2 separate regions of the Homo sapiens genome follow, and region 1 is linked to region 2. A link is a loop called in an ENCODE intact Hi-C map of the cell type or tissue named here. Cell type or tissue: gastrocnemius medialis. All regions are shown on one strand. Links, peaks and the distances in the headings refer to the core of each region. The heading gives the core; the rest is flanking DNA.

Region 1 (8,323 bases), core at 301-8,300, 160 kb before region 2:
GGAGCCCACACCCGGGAGCTGGTCCCTCGGCCACCTGCAAGCGGACGACAGCCTCGGGCCCTCCCCAGCGCTCCATTTCTTCCCCGTCGGATGAGGGGGAAAGCTCCCGCCAGCTGCCCCTCCCCCAGGACTGCTGGAACACGGAATGCGGGGCTGGGGGAAGCGCCTGGGGAACTGCGAAGCCCCAAATTCACACCAAGGAGCCTCAGGCTCGCTCTCCAGTCCCTTCCTCCACCTGCCCTCAGGGTACACAGGGGCAAGGGCCACTGCTCCCGCCGCGTCTGAGCCGCAGGGGATGCAGAGGGACTGCGCTCTCGGGATCTGGACCAGAGGCTGGAGGCCACCTACCCCGCGCGGCCCTGGCTGGCTGACGGCGATGGGCTCGGGTCTCCGGCCGGCCGGGGCGGGGTGTCACCCACCTGCTGCGGCGCCGCGCGGCTCTGGGGGTCCAGCTCCGTGGGCGCTCCTGGCTGCTGCGCCGCCCGCGCCTCGCCTCCCGCCGCCAGCCTCCCCCGGGCCGCTCCACGTGGCCGCTCCACGTCGCCCTCCCGGCTGGAGCCGCCGCCCTGGCCGGGCAGAGTCCGGAGCCAGTGCCAGCCGCCGCCCCGCCCGCCGGACCTGGCCCTTCGCAGCTCCACCAGCGCCCCCGCTGCGCCCGCGGCCGGAGGGGCTGCGCGCGCCCGTGTGAGTGTGCGCGTGTGTGCGTGCGTGAGTGCGCATGTGCGCGTGTGCGAGTCCGCGTGTGCTCGTGAGTGCGCTCGTGTGCTTGTGCGGGTGTGCACATGCGTGTGACATTGTGAGCGTGAGTGTGAGCATGTGTAAGGATGCACGTGTGTGAGCGTGCATGTGTGCGCGGATGTGTGCGTGTGCCTGTATGCACACATGTGAGTACAGAGAGACCAAGAGACAGTGAGGCCAGTGTGCATCAGAAGTATGTTTAACTGTGCTCATGCTTTGGTTGCCACTTTCTCTGCCTGAGGGACCCAGATGTATGTGACAAAATGGAACCTAACTTACTGTTAGCATGTGCGGTTGTGACTGGCATGTGTGGCTCTGTGTATGAGGAATTTGTGACACGGTAGGGGGTATTTTGTGTGACTGTGCATCCGTGTGATAGTGTGGGCTTCAGGGGCCGGGCGTGGTGGCTCACACCTGTAATCCCACCACTTTGGGAGGCCAAGGCGGGTGGATCACGAGGTCAGGAGATGGAGACCATCCTGGTTAACACAGTGAAACCCCGTCTCTACTGAAAATACAAAAACATTAGCCGGGCATGGTGACGGGCGCCTGTAGTGTCAGCTACTCGGGAGGCTGAGGCAGGAGGATGGCATGAACCTGGGTGGTGGAGCTTGCAGTGAGCCGAGATCACGCCACTGCACTCCAGCCTGGGTGACAAAGCAAGACTGAGACTCCGTCTCAATAAATAAATAAATAAATAAAAAATAAATGATAGTGTGGGCTTCAGGGTATGGCCAATGTGTGACTGACTGCCCAGGGGTGTGGCGGTGCAGAGTGTTAGAGGCATATGTATTGGGGTGTCAGGGTGAACTCTTCCTGAGTTGTTTGTGACACTCCATCACAGCGACACTGTCATCACAGCGACAAGCCCACTCTCATCCTGTCCTCCTCCCAGTGATGAACACTGCTTGTCACTGCCTTTTTAGATCACGGATTCTGCTGGTTTCGGCAATACCTCTCCTACCTCTGGTCATTTCAAAAAGGTCTCCATTTTCTTCACCGTCAGAGTTCCTCAGGGCCCTCTCCTCACTTTCCATCTGCTCATGTGCTCATCTGCTCACCTAGCTCCCATCACTGTTATGCATTGACTCGTGTCCTTCACAAAGTTATATGTTGAAGTCTTAACCTCCAATACCTCAGACTGTGACCTTATTTGGAAATAGGGTCATTGCAGATGTAATCCATTAAGATGAGGTCATACTGGAGTAGGGTGGGCCCCTAATCAATATGACTGGTGTTCATATCAAAAGAGGAAATGTGGACACAGACACACACATAGGAAGAACATTGCTATGGCCTGAATATCCCACCAAATTCATGTGCTGAAACTTAGTCCCCATTGTGGTGATATTAAGAGGAGGAAGCCAGGCACAGTGGCTCACACCTGTAATCCCAGCACTTTGGGAGGCCGAAGTGTGAGGATCTCTTGAGGCCAGGAGTTTTCGACCAGTCTGGGCAACATAGTGAGACCGTGTCTCTACAATAAATAAATAAATAAAAATTAGGCATGGTGGTGCACGCCTGTAGTCCCAGCTATTTGGGAGGCTGAGGCAGGCAGATCCCTTGAGTCCAGGAATTTGAGGTTACAGTGAGCTGTGATCCTGCCACTGCACTCCAACCTTGGTGACAGAGCGACATCCTGCCTCTGAAAAAAACCAAAAAGGAGTAGGGCCTTTTGGGACATGATGAAACCATGAGGGCTCTCCCCTCATGAAGGGATTAATGACCTTATGAAAGAGGTTTCTGAGAGAGTTCACCCCTCTTGCTCTCTTGCCTTTCTGTCCCTTCCATCACATGAGGAAACCCAGACGCACCATCTCTGAGGAATGGACCTTCACAGACACCGAACCTGCCAGTGCCTGGATCTTGGACTTCCCAGTCTCCAGAACTGTGAGGAATAAATTTCTGTTGTTTGTAAATTACTCAGTCTGTGGGATTTTGTTATAGCAGCACAAACTCACTAAGATGTTTGTGAAGATGAAGACAGAGATCAGGGTGATGCTTCTACCAGTCAGGGAGTGCCAAAGATTTCCAGCAAAATGCCAGAAGCCAGGGGAGAGGCATGGAATAGATTATTCCTCACGGTTCCCAGAATGAACCCACCCTACTGATATTTCAGTCTTGACTTCTAGTCTCCAGAAGTGTGAGACAATAAATCTCTGTTGTTTAAGACAGTCCCCAACCTTTTTGGCACCAGGGACCAGTTTCAGAGAAGACAATCTTTTTTTTTTTTTCTTTTTTTTTTCTTTTTTTGTATTTTTTTAGTAGGGACGAGGTTTCACCATGTTGGCCAGCCTGGTCTCGAACTCCTGACCTCAGGTGATCCGCCTGCCTTGAACTCTCAAAGCATTGGGCGTTACAGGCGTGAGCCACGTGCCCAGCCTCAGAGAAGACAATCTTTCCACAGATCAGAAGGGTTGGGGGTGAGGGTGATGGTTTTGGGATGAAACTTCCACCTCAGATCAACAGGCATTAGATTCTAATAAGGAGCACGCAACCTAGATCCTTCTTGTGTGCAGTTCACATAGGGTTTGCGCTCCTATGAGAATCTAATTCCACTGCTGATCTCAGGCAGTAATGCTTGCTCATCCTGCTCACCTTCTGCTATGCCACCTGGTTCCTACCAGGTCATGGACCAGTACCAATTTGCAGCCCAGGGGGTTGGGGACCCCTGGTTTAAGACACCCAGTTTGTAGTGCTTTCTTACAGCAAACTGCCAACTAATACACCACCTAAATGCTGATGATTGCCAATTCTCCACCTCCAATCTCTAAGCCCCAGGCCACTTCAGGCATTGAATATCCTACTAATTTGTGCCTGAGTTTTAATTTATAAAGGTGGCTGAGTGAGGACATGAAGAGGTCACTGCTATTGAAAGAAAAGCTTAATGTTATTTGCAGTTCCCCTAGAAACAAAAGGCACGGTCACAGGGGGAAGTGCCAGTGTCACTCAGGAGGCAGAAAGAAGCGAAGGGAAGGTACAGGCCTTTATTGGGGTTTACTTCTCCCAGTAAGGCAGGAGAAGCAGTTTGGGACTGGCTAGTTTGAATAATTCCAGAGTGCTCTGGGGCACAGGGACAGGTCCTGGTTACCTGGTCCTGGGTTGATTTAGGGCAGGGGAGATACTGGCTTGGAATGTGAAAGTTAGAGAAAGGAAGTGCTCAGAGTGTGAGCTCTGGATTGTAGGGGAGATGTAAACAACCTTGGCCATTAGGTTGGCCCTGTGATTTATGGATGCCAAATAGACAAATACAGAACCTAAGGAAACACAGTTAAAACACCTACCAGCACCCCAACTTCTACATGTCTGTGTCTAAATGCATCATCTTCCTCTTCAAACCTTCCTCTCCTCTGTTTCCCTGTCCCAGGGATGGACACTTTATATCTGTGCAGTCAGAAACCTGGAGGTCATCCATGTTCCTCCTTCTTCCCCTGCCTCCAATCTACTACCAGGTCCTATCAATTCTGCCACTGATCTTGAAGATCTTCACTCCTCTCCTGGGTATCCTCCAGTCCGGGCATCTTTTGAGCCTGGCGTTCTGTTAGCAGCCTCCCAGTGGCCTCTCTGCTTCTACTTTCCTCCTCCTCCAATCTATTCTCCAAGCAACTGAATGATTCTCCTAAAACATAACTCATGTCACCCTTCCCTTCTTAAAACCCCTGGATGGCTTTCCTCTGACCCTAGGATAAACTGCAGCAATTATGTGGTCCTTGACCACCCACATGCTCCAGCCACACCAACTTTCTTTGTTCCCTTAAGACATCCTTCACCTCCAGGCTTTTGCCTTTGCTGCCCCCTCTGCTAGAACACCCTCGCGTGAAGTCCGGGCACCTCCGCAGTGCTCCCATGGCAGCTGGTACTTCTCTTGTGTGGACCATGTTAAGCCCTGATGACTTGTGGACCTCCTAGAAGCTTTACGGTGTATTGATACCTAGGCTCCTCTCCAGACTAACTGTATCGGGGGTAGGGCCTGGGCACTGGTAGTTTTAAAAATCCTAGATGATTCCGATCTGCAGTCAAGGTTGAAAGCCACTACTCTTAGTAGACGACCTCCTATATTTCAATGAAGACACGGACAGTAACATGGGGGGTCTGTATCAAGTGCCTGGTACAGGGCGGGTGGTGAGCAAATTATCTACTGTACGAGGACTGTGTGGCAGGGACTGTATGAGACAATGCAGAGTGACACTGCAGGAAGGTGCATGTGTTGCAATGCCACCACTGAGCAGCTGAAAGCTTTGTGACAGTGTGGGGTGTCACAGTCGGACAGTGACTGGTGAGGGTCACTGTGAATGGCTGTAGTGTGTGACAGAGCAGAATGTCACTGCAGGAGTAGCTGTGTCCTGTGCGTGACTGACTGCGAGCGCCTAAGGGACTCTGGCCAGGCTGCTGGACTCGGGGCGTCGCCGGGGAAGAGTTTAAGGGAGCTGGAGATGCCCCGCACCAAGATGGCAGCTGGGGGAGGCCGCTTGTCTCGGGCTGCACAGCCAAGAACCGCGGAGGGGAAGAAGGCAGGGGAGGGCGGGAGGCCATTCGCAGGTCACTCGGGTTAGATCCGCGCGAGGCACTAGGCGACCAGCCACCCAGCCCCGCGACCAACTAGCGCCGCCTCTCGCCGCCCATCCCGGGGCACCGGCGGTGGGCGGGGCCAGCAGCGCAAACTGCCTGCAGCGGGGACCGGACCTGCACAGGCCGCCTATGGCGGGCGGCGGGTGGGACCGCGAGTTACAGCCGGCCAACTGGGGCCAGCCAGGAGCCTGAGGGTCGGAAGCCCCCAACACAAGATGCTGAGCTCCTTCCTGAGCCCCCAGAATGGCACCTGGGCAGACACCTTCTCTCTGCTCTTGGCTCTTGCCGTTGCCCTCTACTTGGGCTACTACTGGGCATGTGTGCTTCAGGTGGGTGCGGGTCCACCGCTCTGGCCAGCGGGTTTGGGTGTAGGGGGCAGCTTCCAGACACGGGCTTGGGCCCTTGGTGGGAACTGGGATGGTTGGGCTTCCCCACAGGTGAAATTTGCTACCACCGAATGGAGAGTCGGCTCTGCCTCTCTAGTGCCTCTGCATCCCATGTGATCCCCATGCCAGCTGGGCCTTTTGGGTACCGGAGGGTGCTGCTCCCTATAATGTGGACAAGCATTTGGGGAAAGGTGGGGTGGAAGGCATCCTGAGGTATCAGAGATGTGCACACTTTGCGTTCCTTTTTAGGTGGTTTAGCTGAGTCTTTCAGCTGCACTGAAGGAAGGAACCAGAGGTCTGTGGGTCATGGCTAACTCCCAATACCACCCACCCCCCAAATAGCTTAGTAGGACCTCCCTTCCCTTAAGGGCTGGCTGAGGTCAGAACTGGCCTAGCTCAGAACTGATGGATGACCCCAACTGTCCTTGCTCATTCAGCCGTTTTATGTTCCAGGCTCTCCATATAGTGAGTGTGATGAGAAAGTTTGAAGAGGTTGATTTTGATGAATTTGGAGACTTTTCTCACTGAAATTTAGATATATACATAATTTACATATCCAGGAAAAGCCAAATCTCTTCATCTTCATTAAACTCTGTTCTAGGTAGCTGAGTCTAACAAGACACCTACTGGTTCGAGTCCTTTAAAAAGGTCTATAGGAGACTTTAGTGTTACCTAGACTTTTCCATATTTTCAGAGCTTTCTACATTAGCATATATTGTTTACTAAATGTCTTCCTTAGGGCCGGGTGTGGTGGCTCACGCCTGTAATCCCAACACTTTGGGAGGCAGAGGCGGGAGGATCGCCTGAGGTCGGGAGTTCGAGAGCAGCCTGACCAACATGAAGAAACCCCATCTCTACTAAAAATACAAAAATTAGCCAGGCATGGTGGCACATGCCTATAATCCCAGCTACTCGGGAGCCTGAGGCAGGAGAATCACTTGAACCTGGGAGGCGGAGGTTGCAATGAGCCTCGTGCCATTGCACTCCAGCCTGAGCAACAAGAGTGAAACTCCGTCTCAAAAAAAAAAAAAAAAGTCTTCCTTAATAAAACAGTTAAAAACTCCAAGCCTCACAATACTCTGTAGGCCTCACTTTATACATCAGATTTGGAAGGTCACTTCAGAACAAAACTGCCCCTAAGGAAACACTTTCCTTTACTTGCAACTAGCTGCACAGAAATCTGGGCCCCTGCTGCTTTATAGACTAAACCCTTTATAAGCTAACGAATACTGGTTAAAATGCAGGAAAAGTGCCATTCTGGAGGCCCTCTAGATACGGTGTTTGGATTGGCCAGCACTGTAATGGATCTATACTGATTTAAGCATAGCAACCAGTGCCATATTGTAATACTAATTCATTCTCAGGAGGGAGTCAAGAAACATTTTCTTGAGTTAAAATCAAATTAACCCACATAAATCAAACCTGTGAACAAATTTATAAGTCTTGTTCCACACTACTGGGCCGTTTGACCAAGGAATTAATAAACTGATAGTAACTCAGCCGAGCACAGTGGCTCATGCCTGTAATCCCAGCATTTTGGGAGGCTGAGGCGGGCGAATCACTTGATGTCAGGAGTTCGAGACCCGCCTGGCCAACATGGTGAAACCCCTATCTCTACTAAAAATACAAAAATTAGTTGGGTGTGGTGACGCAAGCCTGTCATCCCAGCCACTCAGGAGGCTGAGGCAGGAGAATCGCTTGAACCCAGGAGGCGGAGGTTGCGGTGAGCTGAGATGGCACCACTGCACTCCAGCCTGGGTGTCAGAGCAAAACTCCGTCTCAAAAAAAAAAAAAAAAAAAGGATAGCAACTCAAAATCTTGGCAATTAGGAGGCAATACCCGACAGTGACTAGACAGCGCAGGCTCTAGAGTCAGACAGACCTGGGTTTGAATCTCCTGCTCTGCCACTAACTAGCTCTGGCAAGCTTCTGGCCCTTGACAAGTTATTCAGCATTCAAATCCGTTCACATAGGGGGATCACAGAACCTATTTCATGGAACTGTTATGAAAATCACAAGACAAAATTTGTGTGAAGTGCTTAGCAGAATGCCTGGAGCTTAATGAGAACTCAACAAATCTTACCTACAAGTACTGGTGGTAATGTCATAGTTAATAATTTTGTTTTGCCTCTTGCTTGCTGTGTAACTGGACAAACCACTTAATCTCTGTCAGTCATAACTTCTTCACTTATAAAATATCTCATAAGTTTGGGCTTAGCCCAGTGCCTTCACACGACTGACAGCTGTCGTAATTCCAGGGCTTAAGGACTAGGGTCCAAAGTCACATCTCCCAACAGTTGCACTATCGACTTGGCATCTCTACCATTTGCCCCTGTAGACTATAGGAACTGTACTGGAGATAGAAATCTGGTCCTCATGTTCCTTAGGGCCCACTGCGGATATGCAGTTTCTATTCTTGAACCTATGGCATACTCCTCCTTCACATGCCTTCCACGTGGCTAGGCTCTCTCATTCACTTGATGTCTGTCCAGAACACAGCAGAGAAGCTGAAAGTCAGGGCTTAGTGCCCACTGACCTCATCTGTCCCTGTTATTTCATCCTTGTCACCTTCCCCCTAGCTGGCATGAAGGAAGAAAAAAATCGATTCACATTAGGGCTGTTCTTCCTTTA
Region 2 (8,323 bases), core at 189-8,188:
GGGACCAAGCGGAGAGCCCTAAGTCCTGAAGACAACTGGGAAGGTAACACACCTCTTAAGAAGGGCATGCAGCAGCCATACCTCTCATCCGCCACGGTCAGCAAACCCATTGTGTTTCCTGGAGTGAGTTGGGCCATCAAGATGGGTGGTGCCCTCCTGCTGGGGAAGAGGGGCTCGGTGGGAATCCCTGCCCCAAGGCCTGGCAGCAACGCTCCTACGCTGCCTTGGGCCGCAGGCCTGCTAAGCCCTCCGCTCTCGCTTCCCTGCGCGCGAAATAAGTCCCAGGGCCAATGTGGCCTCCCCACCCAGTGCTTCCGGGGGCGCCAAAAAACGACCTGCCCAGACCCTCAGCGTCGACGCTGCGCACAAGCGCAGTCAACTGCTGGACCCGGCCGGTGTGAAGTTTCACACCCAAAAGGATGAAGGGCACCCACCTGGCTTAAGAGAACGACTCCCAGGTAAAGGGCCAGACCCAGGTGAGGAGTCGGCACAGGGCCAGAGGTGCCCTGCACACTCAGAGCTCTCCCTTTGAGCTCCTTGCCTTGCTCGGTTCTCCTGGGCCGCAGGCGTCTACCCTGCTCTCTGGGGTTCCGCTGCCTTTTCCTTGCCAGGTCTTTCCCACAGCAACGCCTTTTCTCTTCCTTCTCCAGCCTCTGAGTCCTCTTCCTCCTCTCCCCACTGTCCCACCTCTGAGGGACAGAAGTGGGGTGGTTTGAGAGCAGGAGACTGGAGGGAAGAAGCAAGTCCAGGCCTAGCTGCAAGCACTCCCCACCCCCGCCCCCGCCCCCGCCCCCGCCCCCGCCAGGCTCTAGGACACTTGACTTCTGTTAGGCCTCACACGGTTTGGTCTGAAGTGTTTCTCTCTTAATAGCTGTGGATCGGCGAGGCTCAATGGCTCACGCCTGTAATCTCAGGACTTTGGGAGGCCGAGGTGGGTGGATCACCTGAGGTCAGGAGTTCAAGAACAGCCTGACCAACATGGTGAAACTCTGTCTCTACTAAAAACACAGAAAATTAGCCGGGCGTGGTGGCGTGCACCTGTAATCTCAGCTACTCGGGAGGCTGAGGCAGGAAAATCGCTTGCACCCAGGAGGTGGAGGTTGCAGTGAGCCGAGATCGCGCCATTACACTTCAGCCTGGGCAACAAGAGCAAAAAACTCCGTCAAAAAAAAAAAAAAGAAGAAGAAGTTGTGGAGCTGTCTGATTCCTGATCCTGTCCGTTCAGGCTGGGGCCGCCCTGGTCTTTCAAACCCAGCAGTGAGCTTGGACAGACCCAGAGGTGTTTACTCCAGGTAATAGGAGCTCTAGACAAAATCAGGCTCTTTTCCTGGCTTAGACCTCTCCCTGCTTACAACACCTCTAGGATGTGGGATATCTAGAGGTCTGTGTAGCTGGAGGATGCTGGGAAATGTGAGGAGAAGATGTTTCCTCCTTAAAATTGGAATCTTTCTGATCACCTGAATTCTCCTGCTAGCCACAAATCCCACTCACTCTTATCTTATCCTTGTCCTTCTGTCATCGTTTACCTGCCTAATCCCTGAAGGTAGTGAGTTTCCTGTCACTGGAAGTGCACTTCTCGGTACCCTTACTTGTAGAAGTTCTCACAGATGCTGCTTCTCCTCTGGCTCAGATCATGTCTACTGTGAAGGAAGCAGCACACCGGCTGTCCAAAAGTGAGATGAGCCTCTATGCAGTGCTGGATCTTAAGAAGGGCGCCTCACCTGAAGACTTCAAAAAATCCTACAGGTTCAGACCTCAGCCCTTTATTGATCCTTGGAATTTCCCCCTTAAACCTTTTTCTTTCTGTATCTCTTTTGCTATCTGACTCTTTTTTTTTTTTTTTTTTTTTGAGAGGAAGTCTCGTCCTGTCACAGAGCAGAGACAGAGACTATTGAGAGTGCAGTGGCACGATCTTGGCTTACTGCAACCTCTGCCTCCCAGGTTCAAGCAATTCTCTCACCTCAGCCTCCTGAGAAGCTGGGACTACAGGCGTGCACCACCACGCCTGGCTAATTTTTGTATTTTTAGTAGAGACAGGGTTTCGCCATGTTGGCCAGGCTGGTCTCAAACTCCTGACCTCAGGTGATCTACCTGCCTCGGCCTCCCAAAGTGCTGGGATTACAGGTGTGAACCACTGTGCCTGGCCTACGACCCGTTTGTTTGTTTGTTTGTTTGTTTGTTTGTTTTGAGACAGTCTCGCTCTGTTGCCCAAGCTGTAGTGCAGTGGTGCAGTCTCGGCTCACTGCAACCTCCACCTTCCGGGTTGAAGTGATTCTCCTGCCTCAGCCTCCCGAGTAGCTGGGATTACAGGTGCCTGCCACTATGCCCAGCTAATCTTTTGTATTTTTGGTAGAGACAGGGTTTCACCATGTTGGCCAAGCTGGTCTCAAACTCCTGACCTCATGATCCGCCCACCTTGGCCTCCCAAAGCGCTGGGATTACAGGTGTGAGCCAGTGCTCCCAGCCCTATGACCCATTTTTAAGTTCCAACAAGCCCTCACTTTGGGGCCAAATGGCACCATCACCCTCTTCATTATAGTATGGGAAGGAGTTTAGACCTTGGATGCTTGCCTCCATCCTTTGTACCACATCTCATGCATTCCTTCTGCACTCTCTAGAGACTAATCCATGTCATTCATCGTAAGTCTCCTTCCCCAGCCATTCCGCATTGCTTCCCCACCCTCCTTTTGAGTATCACCTGGGTAGGAAACTGGCCTTGCGGTATCATCCCGACAAGAATCCAGGGAATGCTCAAGCAGCAGAAATATTCAAAGAGATCAACGCAGCTCATGCCATACTGAGCGACTCTAAGAAGCGGAAAATTTACGACCAGCATGGCTCATTGGGAATATATCTGTATGATCACTTTGGTGAAGAAGGCGTCAGATACTATTTTATTCTGAATAGTTGTTGGTTCAAGGTACACAATTCTCCAGGTCCTTTAAGAATAAGGAAAGAAGGGTGACCTTCCTTTCCTTATGACAAATGCTTCTGTTGTCTCATTTTCTGGGTGCCAGGAGGATTGAGGGAGGGAAGCTTGAGCAGTCATATAGAAAACTGCTGGACTGAGGCCATTCTCGCCTACCTTTTAGACACTTGTCATCCTGTGTACTCTGCTCACTTGTTGCTGTTTCTGTTGTTGCTGCTGTTTTTGCTGTGGAGCACTTAAACCACCACCTGAGCAGGATAGTGGGAGAAAATATCAGCAGAATGTCCAGAGTCAGCCTCCAAGGTCAGGTGAGAACTGCAAGCAGGGACTGTGAGGTAAGAAATGTCTGGATTGGGAATGAAAGAAATGATTGGGGTTGGGCACAATGGCTCATGCCTGTAATCCCAGCACTTTGGGAGGGTGAGGCGGGTGGATCACTTGAGGTCAGGAGTTGGAGACAAGCCTGGCCAACATGGTAAAACCCTGTCTCTACTAAAAATACAAAAATTAGCTGGGCATGGTGGCACCCACCTGTAGTCCCAGCTACTTGGGAGGCTGAGGAGGCAGAAGAATCGCTTGAACCCGGAAGGCAGAGGTTGCAGTGAGCTGAGATCGCGCCACTGCACTCCAGCCTGGGAGACAGAGCAAGACTCCATCTCAAAAAAAAAAAAAAAAAAAAAAAAAGAAAAGAAAAGAAAGAGGCTGGGCATGGTGGCTCAAACCTGTAATCCCAGCACTTTGGGAGGCCGAGGCGGGCGGATCACGAGGTCAGGAGTTTGAGACCAGCCTGACCAACATGGTGAAACCCTGTCTCTACTAAAAATACAAAAATTAGCCAGGTGTGGTGGCGGGCGCCTGTAACCCCAGCTACTTAGGAGGCTGAGGCAGGAGAATTGCTTGAACCCGGGAGACGGAAGTTTCCGTGAGCCAAGATCATGCCACTGCACTCCAGCTTGGGCAACAGAGTGAGACTCCATCTCAAAAAAAAAAAAAAAAAAGAAAGAAAGAAATGGTTGAGGGTGAGAAAGACCTGTGAAAATGGCAGGTTAATCCCTAAATATGACAATTTCAAGTCTTCAAGTCTGGCACTGGGACAAAGTGAAGAAAAAAAAAAGATCAATATGTTTCTGTGCATCACACGACAAACTGACAGTTTGAAGGTAGTAGTGTCAGCTCCTGTTAAGCTAAGGAATGGGGTGGGAGAGTATGTCTAGAGAGGACAGTTAGGTTAAGACAGATTTGAGGATGCAATTTTTGTTGTTGTTGTTTTGTTGTTGTTGGTGGTGGTGGTGTTGAGATGTAGTCTCAGTCTGTCACCCAGGCTGGATGGAGTGCAGTGGTGCGATCTCAGCTCATTGCAACCTCTGCCTCCCGGGTTCAAGCGATTCTACTGCCTCAGCCTCCTGAGTAGCTGGGATTACTAAAAAATTAGCTGGCTAATTTTTTATTTTTAGTAGAGTCAGGGTTTCGCCATGTTGGCCAGTCTGGTCTCCAACTCCTGACCTCAAGTGATCCACCTGCCTTGGCCTCCCAAAGTGTTGGGTTTATAGGCATGAGCCACTGTGCCTGGCGGGATGCAATTTTTTCCATCTACTCAAAGGAAAGGGCCAGTTGCAGTGGCTTGTGCCTGTAATCCCAGCACTTTGGGGAGCCAAGGTGGGCAGATCACTTGAGCTCAGGAGTTTGAGACCAGCCTCAGCAACATCATGAAACCCAGTATCTACAAAAAAAAAAAAAAAAATACAGAAGTCAGCCGGTCATGGCAGTGCACACCTGTAGTCTCAGCTACAGGGGAGGCTGAGGTGGGAGGATTATTTGAGTCTGGGAGGTTGAGGTTACAGTGAGCTGTGATCATGCCACTGCACTCCAGCCTGGGTGACAGAGTGAGACCCTGTATCAAAAAAGAAGAAGAAGAAGAAGGAAAGGAGGAGGAGGGGGAGGGGAAGAGGAAGAGGAAGAAAAGAAAAGGAAAGTCTGAGATCATTCCCCCCCAAATGAACTTTTATAAGCTGATTGAACTTGACACCAGCGCCACCTGGTGATGCTAATGAGTAACTGCAAGGTAACGGTTTTCTCATCAGTACACTACGAAAAGTTACTAAACGTTTGTATATGTAAACATATATATAATTCCATCATAGGAGCCAAATGTGATTTTAGAAGCGAGGAAAATAGCGAAGATGATTTTTAAGAGATGAAGAAGGATGAGGTATGTAAACCGAAAGGCAGCAACAGTTATCAGATAAGAAAAGCATGTAAGCTAACGTCAGATGAGTCATTAGTAGAAAGTTTACATCCTTATAGTATGGACTATGTGTTTATATCCTTACATGTAGGGGTTTGCTTTAAGTTCTAGGTAATTATTCCTTCTGATTAATAAAGCGCCACCTTCTTCCGCCACTAGGTGCTGACCCAGTGAGGGTGCCTTCTGCTGCCCAGTCCCCTGGACACATTGAAGAGAGGAGCAAGTAGCCCTGTCCTGACATTGACCCTGATTTGACCCCTCTTCTTATAAGGATCTCAAGAATCTCTTCAGAAGCACTGATGACGTTGATCCCAGTAAGGACATCACCTCTACCCTTGGTACCACAACTCTGTATGGGGTTGCCCAGCTACTCTTCCTTTCAGTTGCAGTCCCAATTTTACTCCGTCAGAAAGCAGCCCTCCCCTCCCTCCCCTTATGAGGTCTCAGGCAGTGGTGGCAGATTTTTCCTGAAGAGTCTTTTTCCTGTGTCTGCCTTGTTATTGGAACCAATGCCAGCTGGTAGGATCCCTGAGCCCCTTGCGATATCACCACCAAGAGCCTGATAACTGAGCAGGGTGGATCCTGTCCCTGGAGCTGCTGCACCCATTAATTCTCCCTTGTTGCAACTCTGTGTACCAAGAACCCCTAGCATCAGCCTCATTCCTAAGCCAATAACGCCTGTATGGAGTTGGTTTCATCTTCTGGTGCCCACGGCCATTGGCATTGCCAGCCTCATTCCATGCCACTATGAGTCAACTCAGGAAAACTGCGAGTGCATTTGAGGCTTAGGGGTAGTCATTCCATCTTTAGATTATCCTTGGACTTCAGCTACCAGCACAGCATGCATTAGCCTTGGTCCTGTAGGTTAACTGAAGTTCAAACATCAGTGCCAGCTTGCCTCCATCCTTTTCACATATTATGCAGGCCAATTGACATATAATTTGTTCTTAAAAATAGGGGCATGAAATATGTGATCTGGAAAAGATTGTACTTTCTGGACTCTTTTCCCACTCTTGCCTCTTTGTGCTGCTGTTTCGTATCCTCCTCACACCGTGTATTTCCCACCCACTCAGGGTCACAGCCTACTAATTCCTCAAACTTCTCTCCCTGGACTAGGAGAAAGGCTAAAGAATGTCAGTAAATAAAAGAGCTTTCATCCAATCCCAAGGCATATATTATGCCCAAAAAAGACAAATTGTGTCTGGGGTAGAGAAAAAAGGCCTAAAGAAATTGCTTCTTGGCCTTTTGCCTAAGATCAAGTGGAGAAGACTTGTAGGAGAAAAAGAAGACCAGTGCTCACAAGTGGGGCAAGCCTGGCTTGGAGAGTAGGAGTCCTGGACAACTGTGGAGCTGGGTCAGAGGCTTCCCGGAGCCTTGTGATTATGACTTTGTCAGTGCTCTAAAATTTCCCTGGAGATTGATTCCCTGGGTGCCCAAAATAGGTCCCTGGCATTCAGGTCCTTTCTGCCCAGCTCACCTTCTCCCAATTTCCTAACAAATTTGAGTCCTTGGAGTGGCTCCAGGGATGTGTTCACGGACCAGAATCCCACATTTCCTCGGGGGCATGCTCATAGGTAGGTCCAGGCCTTGGCACAACAGTCATTTCTAGCCTCTTGAGCTTCTTTTCCTAGGGTGATATAAGAAAAGGCCAGGGAAGAACAAAAATGAGCCAGAGGTGTTGGACAAGAGGCTTGATGTAGTCCCTGGAGCTGCTGTTCTGAATCACACAGTCTTGAGGAGGAGGACCAGGGTCACTGGCTGAGCCTGTGGAGGAGGCAACCGCTACTGACTCTAAGTCTGGCAAGATCTTTCCTCCCACCCTGAGCTATGTATGGGTGCCTCTCACACAGGCAGATTTAGATTCTGTGTCACTGTCCTGGAAGAAGGGCCCAAGCCAGAACAGGGGTCCCGGGCTGAGAGGAGCCTTCAGAGTGAGAGGGCAGCACCTTTGCTGACCCACCTTTCACTGTAAGCAGTGGCACTCACCCCTGCCCTTGCTCAAGGGAGTCACCCATTCCTGAGTGAGTCAGGGTCACTCACTCCATGACAGCTGTGGCTCGCCTTACATGAGCTAAATTGGGAATTGGAATGTCATGCAGATGCCCCTTGTCTCCCAACCCCCACAGTAAAATTAATCTGCTCTCTGGGGAGTAAGGGACAAACAGTGCTACCCACAGAGTGAACAAGAGAGAGTCATTTGGGAAACAAAAGGAGAATTTTACAGAGAGAGAGGGATAGCTAAAACTACGTGAGCCTGGCGAGGGTGCAGAGCAGAAAGTAGAGACTGTCCGAAGACTGCTATCTGGGACGAGACAAGTTGTTAAAGGGACAGGAGAGAAAGCAGAGCTATTTCAAGAGTGAGCCACAGAAGGGAATCCAGAGGCCATCTAAGCGAGGAAGGGTCTACAGGCAGTGAGTGAAGGCCAGGAGCAGGGCCCAGGCCAGGCACGACCACCGAGGGGATGAACTTCACAGTGGGTTTCAAGCCGCTGCTAGGGGATGCACACAGCATGGACAACCTGGAGAAGCAGCTCATCTGCCCCATCTGCCTGGAGATGTTCTCCAAACCAGTGGTGATCCTGCCCTGCCAACACAACCTGTGCCGCAAATGTGCCAACGACGTCTTCCAGGTGGGTGCCAGGGACGGGGCAGGGCCAGGTAAAGCAATGCAGACCTGTGGGGGACTGATCAGGTCAGAGCTGAGACCCCAGAAGGTGATGGATAGAGTGCTCTCTGAGGTGGGTGGTGGCTGTTGTGGCTGGAGAGCAGAAGGGCTGGGGTCCAAGCAAATCCCAGAGCAAGCATGAGTCAGCAGCTGCCCTGCAGGCTGGCAGGTACAGCCTGTGCATAGACGGCAGCTGGAGTGCTGGGATCTACCAAGGAAAGTAGACCCTGTGGAAACTGGGAGGGAGGGTATCCCACACCGGGCTTTATAAGAGCCTGTGCCAGACTCTGCATTCCAGTTTGGAGTTTCAGACTTCGAGAGCATTGTGGAAAATACGGAGAAAAGATTAATGAGATAATGAAACGTTAAAAAACAAACAAACAAAACCCGACCCTGTGAGAAAGCTCCATAATGGCAGTAAAACTATTTGTATTTAAGGAAAGTTGAAGGCATCCATTGTGGGTGACAGAGTTAGACATAGTGG

What was found. Hi-C counts contacts between places; a loop is a spot of excess contacts. Peaks named below come from ENCODE experiments on the same cell type or tissue, not always from the same donor. Only the 100,000 strongest peaks of a DNase experiment are listed, where the experiment ranks them.
Region 1: it touches region 2 in a loop (2.9-fold over the local background); 2 of 110 quality-filtered maps call a loop at or near these places.

The regions. Positions count from the first base shown.
Region 1 is chr2:27,118,427-27,126,749 of GRCh38, forward strand. CGREF1 (cell growth regulator with EF-hand domain 1) reads right to left here and starts at 702. Exons shown (of 6, transcript NM_006569.6): 1 at 420-702. ABHD1 (abhydrolase domain containing 1) reads left to right here and starts at 5,389. Exons shown (of 9, transcript NM_032604.4): 1 at 5,389-5,636. The coding sequence starts at 5,523. RefSeq lists enhancers at 1-134, 135-635 and silencers at 5,234-5,313, 5,334-5,473. In gastrocnemius medialis, for the core only: no CTCF peak of the experiment used is centred there; DNase peaks (open chromatin) are centred at 4,965, 5,325, 5,705 and 8,175; H3K4me3 peaks cover 1,883 bases; H3K27ac peaks cover 4,108 bases.
Region 2 is chr2:27,275,096-27,283,418 of GRCh38, forward strand. It overlaps DNAJC5G (DnaJ heat shock protein family (Hsp40) member C5 gamma), which reads left to right and starts at 338. Exons shown (of 7, transcript NM_173650.3): 1 at 338-458; 2 at 1,011-1,292; 3 at 1,631-1,746; 4 at 2,659-2,920; 5 at 3,093-3,237; 6 at 5,071-5,138; 7 at 5,334-6,404. The coding sequence starts at 1,634. The coding sequence ends at 5,120. It overlaps TRIM54 (tripartite motif containing 54), which reads left to right and starts at 7,334. Exons shown (of 9, transcript NM_187841.3): 1 at 7,334-7,804. The coding sequence starts at 7,637. It also overlaps a transcript of SLC30A3 not described here. In gastrocnemius medialis, for the core only: CTCF peaks have their summits at 5,002 (motif pointing left) and 5,201; DNase peaks (open chromatin) are centred at 6,516, 7,206 and 7,976; H3K4me3 peaks cover 2,003 bases; H3K27ac peaks cover 3,235 bases.